2 separate regions of the Homo sapiens genome follow, and region 1 is linked to region 2. The links are chromatin contacts, found by Hi-C or POLR2A ChIA-PET in ENCODE. All regions are on one chromosome and are shown on one strand. Each heading gives the region's core, a stretch centred on a gene start or an enhancer-like site at or near the end of the contact. The rest is flanking DNA. Distances are from core to core; before and after follow the strand shown.

Evidence for each region. A loop is a pair of places that touch in the nucleus more often than their neighbours do. ChIA-PET counts read pairs that join two places held with the same protein, here RNA polymerase II (POLR2A). Pooled maps may share reads with other maps.
Region 1: a loop to region 2 is called in a pooled map, with 2.3 times the contacts of the local background. The contact joins the promoter of TRIM71 here to the promoter of CMTM6 in region 2. A Hi-C loop is called at or near these places in 1 of 50 pooled maps. POLR2A ChIA-PET finds 5 or more read pairs at or near these places in 5 of 52 experiments (GM10248, GM12878, H1 and 2 more).

What each region holds. Positions count from the first base shown.
Region 1 is chr3:32,815,716-32,819,405 of GRCh38, forward strand. It overlaps TRIM71 (tripartite motif containing 71), which reads left to right and starts at 2,282. Exons shown (of 4, transcript NM_001039111.3): 1 at 2,282-3,217. The coding sequence starts at 2,366. RefSeq lists an enhancer at 2,742-3,323.
Region 2 is chr3:32,501,510-32,505,082 of GRCh38, forward strand. It overlaps CMTM6 (CKLF like MARVEL transmembrane domain containing 6), which reads right to left and starts at 1,343. Exons shown (of 4, transcript NM_017801.3): 1 at 1,099-1,343. The coding sequence starts at 1,236. RefSeq lists silencers at 1,054-1,283, 1,354-1,443.

The DNA.
Region 1 (3,690 bases), core at 1,032-3,531, 320 kb after region 2:
CCCAAGGGTACTTTTCCTCTCCCCATAGCTTAGTTCTCTGTTCTAGAATTTCCTGGAAATGGAATCACACAGTATGAACTCTTTTGTGTTTGGCTTCTCTCTCCCAACACGATGTTTTTGAGTCATCAGGTTGTTGCCTGTACCAGGTTAAATAGGATATCACTAACAGCGAGATAGTGTTAAGAAGGGGACAATTTTTACCCCGTTGGCCTCCAGGCCAGATACTACCTATATCCTGGTAAGTGGCCCTCCTTGCCCTTCCAAGTGAGTCTCTCTCCAGGGCCATGCAAGTTCCTCTCCCAGAACCGCTCAGGCGGCCTCGGGCACCACCCAGATGGCTGCGGGGCCATCACCAGGTCGCCTCCCCAGAACAGCTGCCCCCTGCTTCCCCCCAGCCCCATTAAAACTCAAAAGGGAACTCTGGCCCCTCTGCCGATCAGAATTCAGACTCGCTTAATTCCATGCATCCAACTGCACACCACCGTGTGATGTTTTGGTGATCAGATATGCAGAGTTCTTTAAAAAACGTAAAAAGAAAAAAAGAAAAGGTGGGTAAAAACCGAGATCTCCCGGGCAGTGGATATGTCTCGGTTGAGCCAGGGATTCAGAATGAAATCTTTTCTTTTCTTTTTTAAATAAACGGAAGAGTCGTTCTCTGCTCCTCGCTCAGAAGGTTTCAAAGGTCGTCACACTGAAGCCCGGGGGCGTTCATCTCCCCAGCGGCCGGGAGAAGGGAGGAGGTTGGAGGGCGGAGGGAGGGAGCACACAAAAGCGGGCCGTGCTGAGAGGGCTAATGTTTCCTGTTTGCCTGGAGCCCCCTCCCCTGCCTCCCCTCCCCCAGCCCCCTCCCAGCACTCGGGCGGAAGTGAGTTTGCTCCTTTGGAGATTAAAAGGATTCCGAATTCCGATCAGTCCCAATAACCGGCGTACTGAAGAGAAGAGGAGGAGGAGGAGGAGGCAGAGGCGGCAAAGCAGAGAAAGAGGGGGCGCGCGCGCGCGCACGCAACCCGAACTGGGGGAGTTGTGCAAAGCCCCAGGAGGCCGGGGCACGGCGGGAGCAAAGCTCGGTAGGCGCAGCGCGGCCGAGGCCACCCGCGTCCGGATCGGCGACTCCTTTCAGAAAGAAGATGACGCGGGCGCGAGCCGGCGGCGTTGGCCACGCGGCTCCCGAGCTCGCCGCGCGGGGCTGTTGCCGGTTCCACTGATTCCAGCGCGCCCGAGAGGAGCCTCCATCCCCGAGGCTCGGGATCGGAGGGGGGACCAAGGCGAGGGCGAAATGGCCCGATGACAAAGGAAATGTGATCCCCCTTCTCTGCCAAGGTTTCAGAGAGGACGGACGTGAGGAGGAGGAGGGGCGCAGGGCGCGCGCGGAGCTCGGATAGCATTGCACGACGGCCCGCGCGGAGCGGGTACATCTAATATCTTCCTGCCGATGAATAATTCAGGGCGGCCCGCGGGGACCTGCGGCCCCGCGCGCTAAGCCGAAGGGGAAGGAGCGTGCGTGAGGCGCCCAGGCCAGGCGAGGCGGGGGCACGAGGGCTCCGGGCCGCGTGGGGCGCGCGTGCGTGTTAAGCGCGGGCAGCCGCGGCCCGGCTGGGCAGGCGCGCGGAAGACTCGAGGCGCGTGGGACGCGCGTGCGTACTGCACGCGTGCGGCCGCGGCTGGGCCACCACGAGCTGCAGCTGCTGCGGGGCCCACCGCCCTGCAGGGGAGGCCGTGCCTGGCTGTGCGCAAGCCCCAAGCGCAGCACGCCGGGCCACCCAGGAGCCCCTGGCCGCCGCGTCATGCGGCGGGGCAGCCGACGTCGCGCGGGGAGACACCGGCTTGGCGACGCACCGCTCCCGCCTTTACTAGTTTGGGGCTCCTTCCCCTCCCAAGAACAGACTAAATCCGTTTAAAGAAAAGCAACGCACCAAATACTCGTGGAACCAAATTCTGCTCTCGCCGGGACTGGGACTGCACAGCGAACTCTCCTTTTGGGAACTCCTTTCGTCTATCGCGAAGGGAAGCCTCAGCTGCTCCAGGGAGTCTTCCGACCTCCCTGCCCCCGCTCGCCCCTCGCCTGTCGGGGCTTGTTCCGGCGTTCCCTCTTCGGAAGGCACGCGGCCCCCAAGTTATCCGGAGGAATCTGTGTCGCCGCTGGATAGTGGCATTTAATGCCTGCAGTGTCGGGGGTGGCAGCGCTCGGGCCGGACGTGGCGAGGCCAAGCGGGCAGCGCTGCTCTGGTGCCGGCTCCCGGATTGCAGGCCTAATCGATGCATTTTTCTGAGTGAGTCGGTGACTCCCCCACCCACCTCGTCCGCTCTCTCCTCCTCCTCCTCCTCTTCCTCTCTGGTCTCCTCCCTCCTCCGGGCTGGGTTGCAAATGGCTTCGTTCCCCGAGACCGATTTCCAGATCTGCTTGCTGTGCAAGGAGATGTGCGGCTCGCCGGCGCCGCTCTCCTCCAACTCGTCCGCGTCGTCGTCCTCCTCGCAGACGTCCACGTCGTCGGGGGGCGGCGGCGGGGGCCCTGGGGCGGCGGCGCGCCGCCTACACGTCCTGCCCTGCCTGCACGCCTTCTGCCGCCCCTGCCTCGAGGCGCACCGGCTGCCGGCGGCGGGCGGCGGCGCGGCGGGAGAGCCGCTCAAGCTGCGCTGCCCCGTGTGCGACCAGAAAGTAGTGCTAGCCGAGGCGGCGGGTATGGACGCGCTGCCTTCGTCCGCCTTCCTGCTTAGCAACCTGCTCGACGCGGTGGTGGCCACTGCCGACGAGCCGCCGCCCAAGAACGGGCGCGCCGGCGCTCCGGCGGGAGCGGGCGGCCACAGCAACCACCGGCACCACGCTCACCACGCGCACCCGCGCGCGTCCGCCTCCGCGCCGCCACTCCCGCAGGCGCCGCAGCCGCCCGCGCCTTCCCGCTCGGCACCCGGCGGCCCTGCCGCTTCCCCGTCGGCGCTGCTGCTCCGCCGTCCTCACGGCTGCAGCTCGTGCGATGAGGGCAACGCAGCTTCTTCGCGCTGCCTCGACTGCCAGGAGCACCTGTGCGACAACTGCGTCCGAGCGCACCAGCGCGTGCGCCTCACCAAGGACCACTACATCGAGCGCGGCCCGCCGGGTCCCGGTGCCGCAGCAGCGGCGCAGCAGCTCGGGCTCGGGCCGCCCTTTCCCGGCCCGCCCTTCTCCATCCTCTCAGTGTTTCCCGAGCGCCTCGGCTTCTGCCAGCACCACGACGACGAGGTGAGTGCGTGGGGGCGTGTGTTTGTGTCCATCGGATAACTGCGTGTGTGCTCAACAGCGTTTCCCGGCCGGTCCCACAGCGAGGGGAGGAGGCCCTCTCCGGATTTGGTTTGTATTTCCTTTGGCTACGTGGCAGTCCTTGCTACCAAAGTAGATCATGACCTGGGAAGTATGTGGAAGTGGATTCTGTGTACGTGTCGCGAGGGGCTCCGAAAAATCCCATAGCGTGGGGTCCTCCCTTTTCTGATTTTAATTTCTGTGTGGCAAAACGCGGCAATCGTCTTGAGTTAGGCGTGAGTTGGGAGGAGATAGGTGTGTGTGTTTGTGTAGACGTGGCCTGCTCCTGCTCTTGTGGGCACACCAGAGGCCTCCCAACGTGCTGAGAAGGCGCTCCTTTATTTTCAGATTTTTGTTTGGAAAACTCATAGATTGTTGCCTTTAAAATGGGGCGTGAGCCCGGAAGAGATGGTTGT
Region 2 (3,573 bases), core at 93-2,592:
CAAATGATTTCCCAGTCATCAGCAGATGTGATCATTTTGATCGCTAAACAGCAGTGCCGATTTTCCGACTTCTGTTTTTCTATTCAATAAAAGTAGGTCACTAGAGTTCTAAGAATTTAACTTCGGGTCATTTGAGTTGTAAGAATTTAAGTTCTTTCCAAGGAAACCAATGAGCTAATTTTTACTTAGAATGGTTAAAAAACAAAACAAAGTAAGACAAAACTCATAAACATCATAAGCATTCGGATTTTTCCTAAACTGGTTCTATTGCAGAAATAGAACCTAAACTGTTTCTATTTTTCCTAAACTGGTTCAACCATCAGTGGTTGGAACAGTACATAGGAGCCAACACGACTGTAAAGTGAATAATTTAAATCTCAAAGATGCTTTGATGTTTTCACGAACAGGTTTATGGTACTTCAACTGCTTAAAATAAACTCAATAAAATGGAAAGATGCATACCATGTCCTAGTTCAGCTATCCGCACATACTTACAAAAAGCTGTCCTTTTGACTTTCCACTTAGAACCCATATTGCTCAATTTTGAAATAATTCTTTTCCAGTCAATATAAAACTTTTAGAAGACAATTTACCGGACACACATACACACACATCTCAATGCCACGCGTGGTATCGCAGGACTTTGTCCAGCAAGTTAAACTGCCCCCATGGGCTCGCAGCAGGAAAACCGCAAGAGCCAGAGAAAGATAAACAGCGCTTCACAGTCTAAATACAGGCACTGTGGGCGATAATGCAGGGTAGCAGCAGAGAGAAGAGAGGAAAGTCGCCATAGAGGATGAGTGAAAGATGTTGAAGTGGCTGACTTGGGTCTCCGACGCATTTCCTGAGCCCGCCTAACAGGCTGGGTGGCCCCAGTTCGTGGGATCCCGATGGGGAGAGCCTTGGGACTGAGGGGCCGCCCGGCGGAAGGGCGGAGGGTAACGCCCCCTTCCCCAGGCTGAGAGGGAAGGAACTAGAGGTGTGGAAACCTCCTTTTACTGAACAACCAAGCTGAAACGAAGGAGCTCGGCGGCCTCCCAAGCCCGGGCCAGACCCCGCTCCCCAGCCCGGGCTCGCCCTCCCTGACCGCGGACTCACCAGCTGCAAGCCCTTGAGAACGCGCCGGAGCAATGGGAGCCGGCCCATGAAAAAGTAGGCAGCGAGGCCGCTCCGGGGGCCTCTGGCGGGGCCCGGGTCCTCCTCCGTAGTGGGGCTGTACACCGCTCCGTTCTCCATCGCCTCGGGCCGGGGAGCGCGGCGGCCGCAGCAACCGCGCCGTTGACTTCTCGGACTCCAGAAGTCCCCGGTAGCCGGGAGGCGGCCGTCACTTCCTGGGCCTTCTCCCCGGCTTCCGCCTGACTCCGCCCCTTCCCGCCCCCGCCCTTGGCCCGCCCCGCCCCCTCTCAGCAAATTTGCTTGTTAGCTGTTGGGATTCTTCCGACTTTCATCCAAGAATTGAGTTCTTTCTGTGAGCCTTTGATGGATTTCTCACCTCCCTCCATCTTTCATCCTCCTGACATTCATTCACTTAGTATTTTTGCGTACTTTCGGTGTGCAGTGAACCCCGTTCTAGGTACTTGGGTGACAGCCAAGTACTACCCAAAATCACAGGATCCCTAGTAACAGAGACAGACAATAAACAAGAAAACAGATGGATAGCAATTTCAGATAGTGATAAGTGACGTGAAAATATGATACGAAAATAATGGATTCAGCATTTCTGGTGGCTTGATAAATTTATTAAAAAAAAAAAGAAGATGGAGGAGGAGGAGAAGAGGAAGGAGAAGGAAAAAAGGATGGAGAATTGGGTGCTCTACTTAAATGGCCACTACTAAACTGAGTGGTCAGGAAAGGCCTCTCTGAGGACCATGATCTTTGAATTGAATGAGACTCAAAGTGTGAGAAGCCAGGCTTGTAAAGTTCTGGGGAGAGCCTTTCACGAAAGTGCAAATGTCCCGAGGACCAAATGAGTTTGACTCAATCTGAAGCCCAAAGGCCTGTGTCGCTAGGAATAAGTACGGGAGGAAAGGAGATGTTGGAGATGTAGGCAAAGGCCAGATAATGTGGAGGCCTTGCAGACCAAGGGAAGAATTCGTATTTCATTTGAAGTACAATGAGTTGTCTGTAAGGACTTTCAGAATCGCTCCCTCCCGCGTCTCCCGAAATTCCATTTAGGCTCACTTTTCAAAATCATTTCCTTTTTCTCTTTCTTGGTCACCAACTGCTACAGTCACATATGTTAATTTTGTGTGAACTTGTCAAGGAATGTAATTATATTTTAGCAACTGAAGTTGATTGAGTTACAGGATGTTCACAACAATATAAAGTAGGTTCGACAGTATAAAGTCGGTTACATTCATTTTCAAATGAGAAAACTGAGGCCAAGAGGCTGAAATCATATCCAAGGTCAAACAGCCAGGAGCAGCTGGAATGCAGGCCTAAGCAGTCTGACTCGAAACCTTGCTGCTAAACGCTAACCCAGAAAACGTCAGCTTCTAACTCATCTCTCCATTGGAGTCTCAAAACCCATGGAAGAGAGAAGGGGTTTCTGCTGCCATCAGCTGCTACATCTTCTCCGTGGCCCCAAACCTCCCTTTCTTCTTCCAGTAACAAACAAAAGCTCCCATTCAAATGAATAGAGACAAGTAGATACTGCCCTGCAGGGGCCACCTACAACCAGCCAGAACTACCCTTCTGTCTCTGATTACATGCACTCTGAATGTCCTCCCAAGGCCAAGATGCCACCAATTCTGTCCAACAAGGAAGGCCACTGTATTTTCACCAGGGCTACAAGGATTCATTGCCCCATTATTCTTCAAGTCACTATCATCCCAAATTAGACACTACTGATGTCTAAAAGTTCCTTTGAAATTCATCCAAAATTAAGATGAGTTGATGACTAGAGAGATGGATAAAAGATTTGTGATAGGCCAGGCGCAGTGGCTCACGCCTGTAATTCCAGCACTTCGGGAGGCCGAGGCAGGTGGATCACCTGAAGTCAGGGGTTCGAAACCAGACTGACCAACATGGTGAAACCCCGTCTCTACTAAAAATACAAAAATTAGCCGGGCGTGGTGGCGTGTGCCTGTAATCCCAGCTACTCGGGAGGCTGAGGCAGGAGAATCGCTCAAACCCGGGAGGTGGAGGTGGCAGTGAGCTGAGATCGCGCTACGGCACTCCGGTCTGGGCAACAGAGTGAGACTCCGTCTCAAAAAAAAAAAAAAGCAGGCCGGTCGCGGTAGCTCACGCCTGTAATCCCAACACTCTGGGAGGCCGAGGGGGACGGATCACGAGGTCAGGAAATCAAGACCATCCTGGCTAACACGGTGAAACTCCATCTCTACTAAAAATACAAAAAATTAGCCGGGCGTGGTGGCGGGCGCCTGTAGTCCCAGCTACTCGGGAGGCTGAGGCAGGAGAATGGCGTGAACCTGGGAGGCGGAGCTTGCAGTGAGCCGAGATCACACCATTGCACTCCAGCCTGGGCGACAGACCGAGACTCCGTCTCAAAAAAAAAAATCATTGTTAAAAAAACAACAACAACAAGGATCTCTAATAAAGCAACTGCAGTAA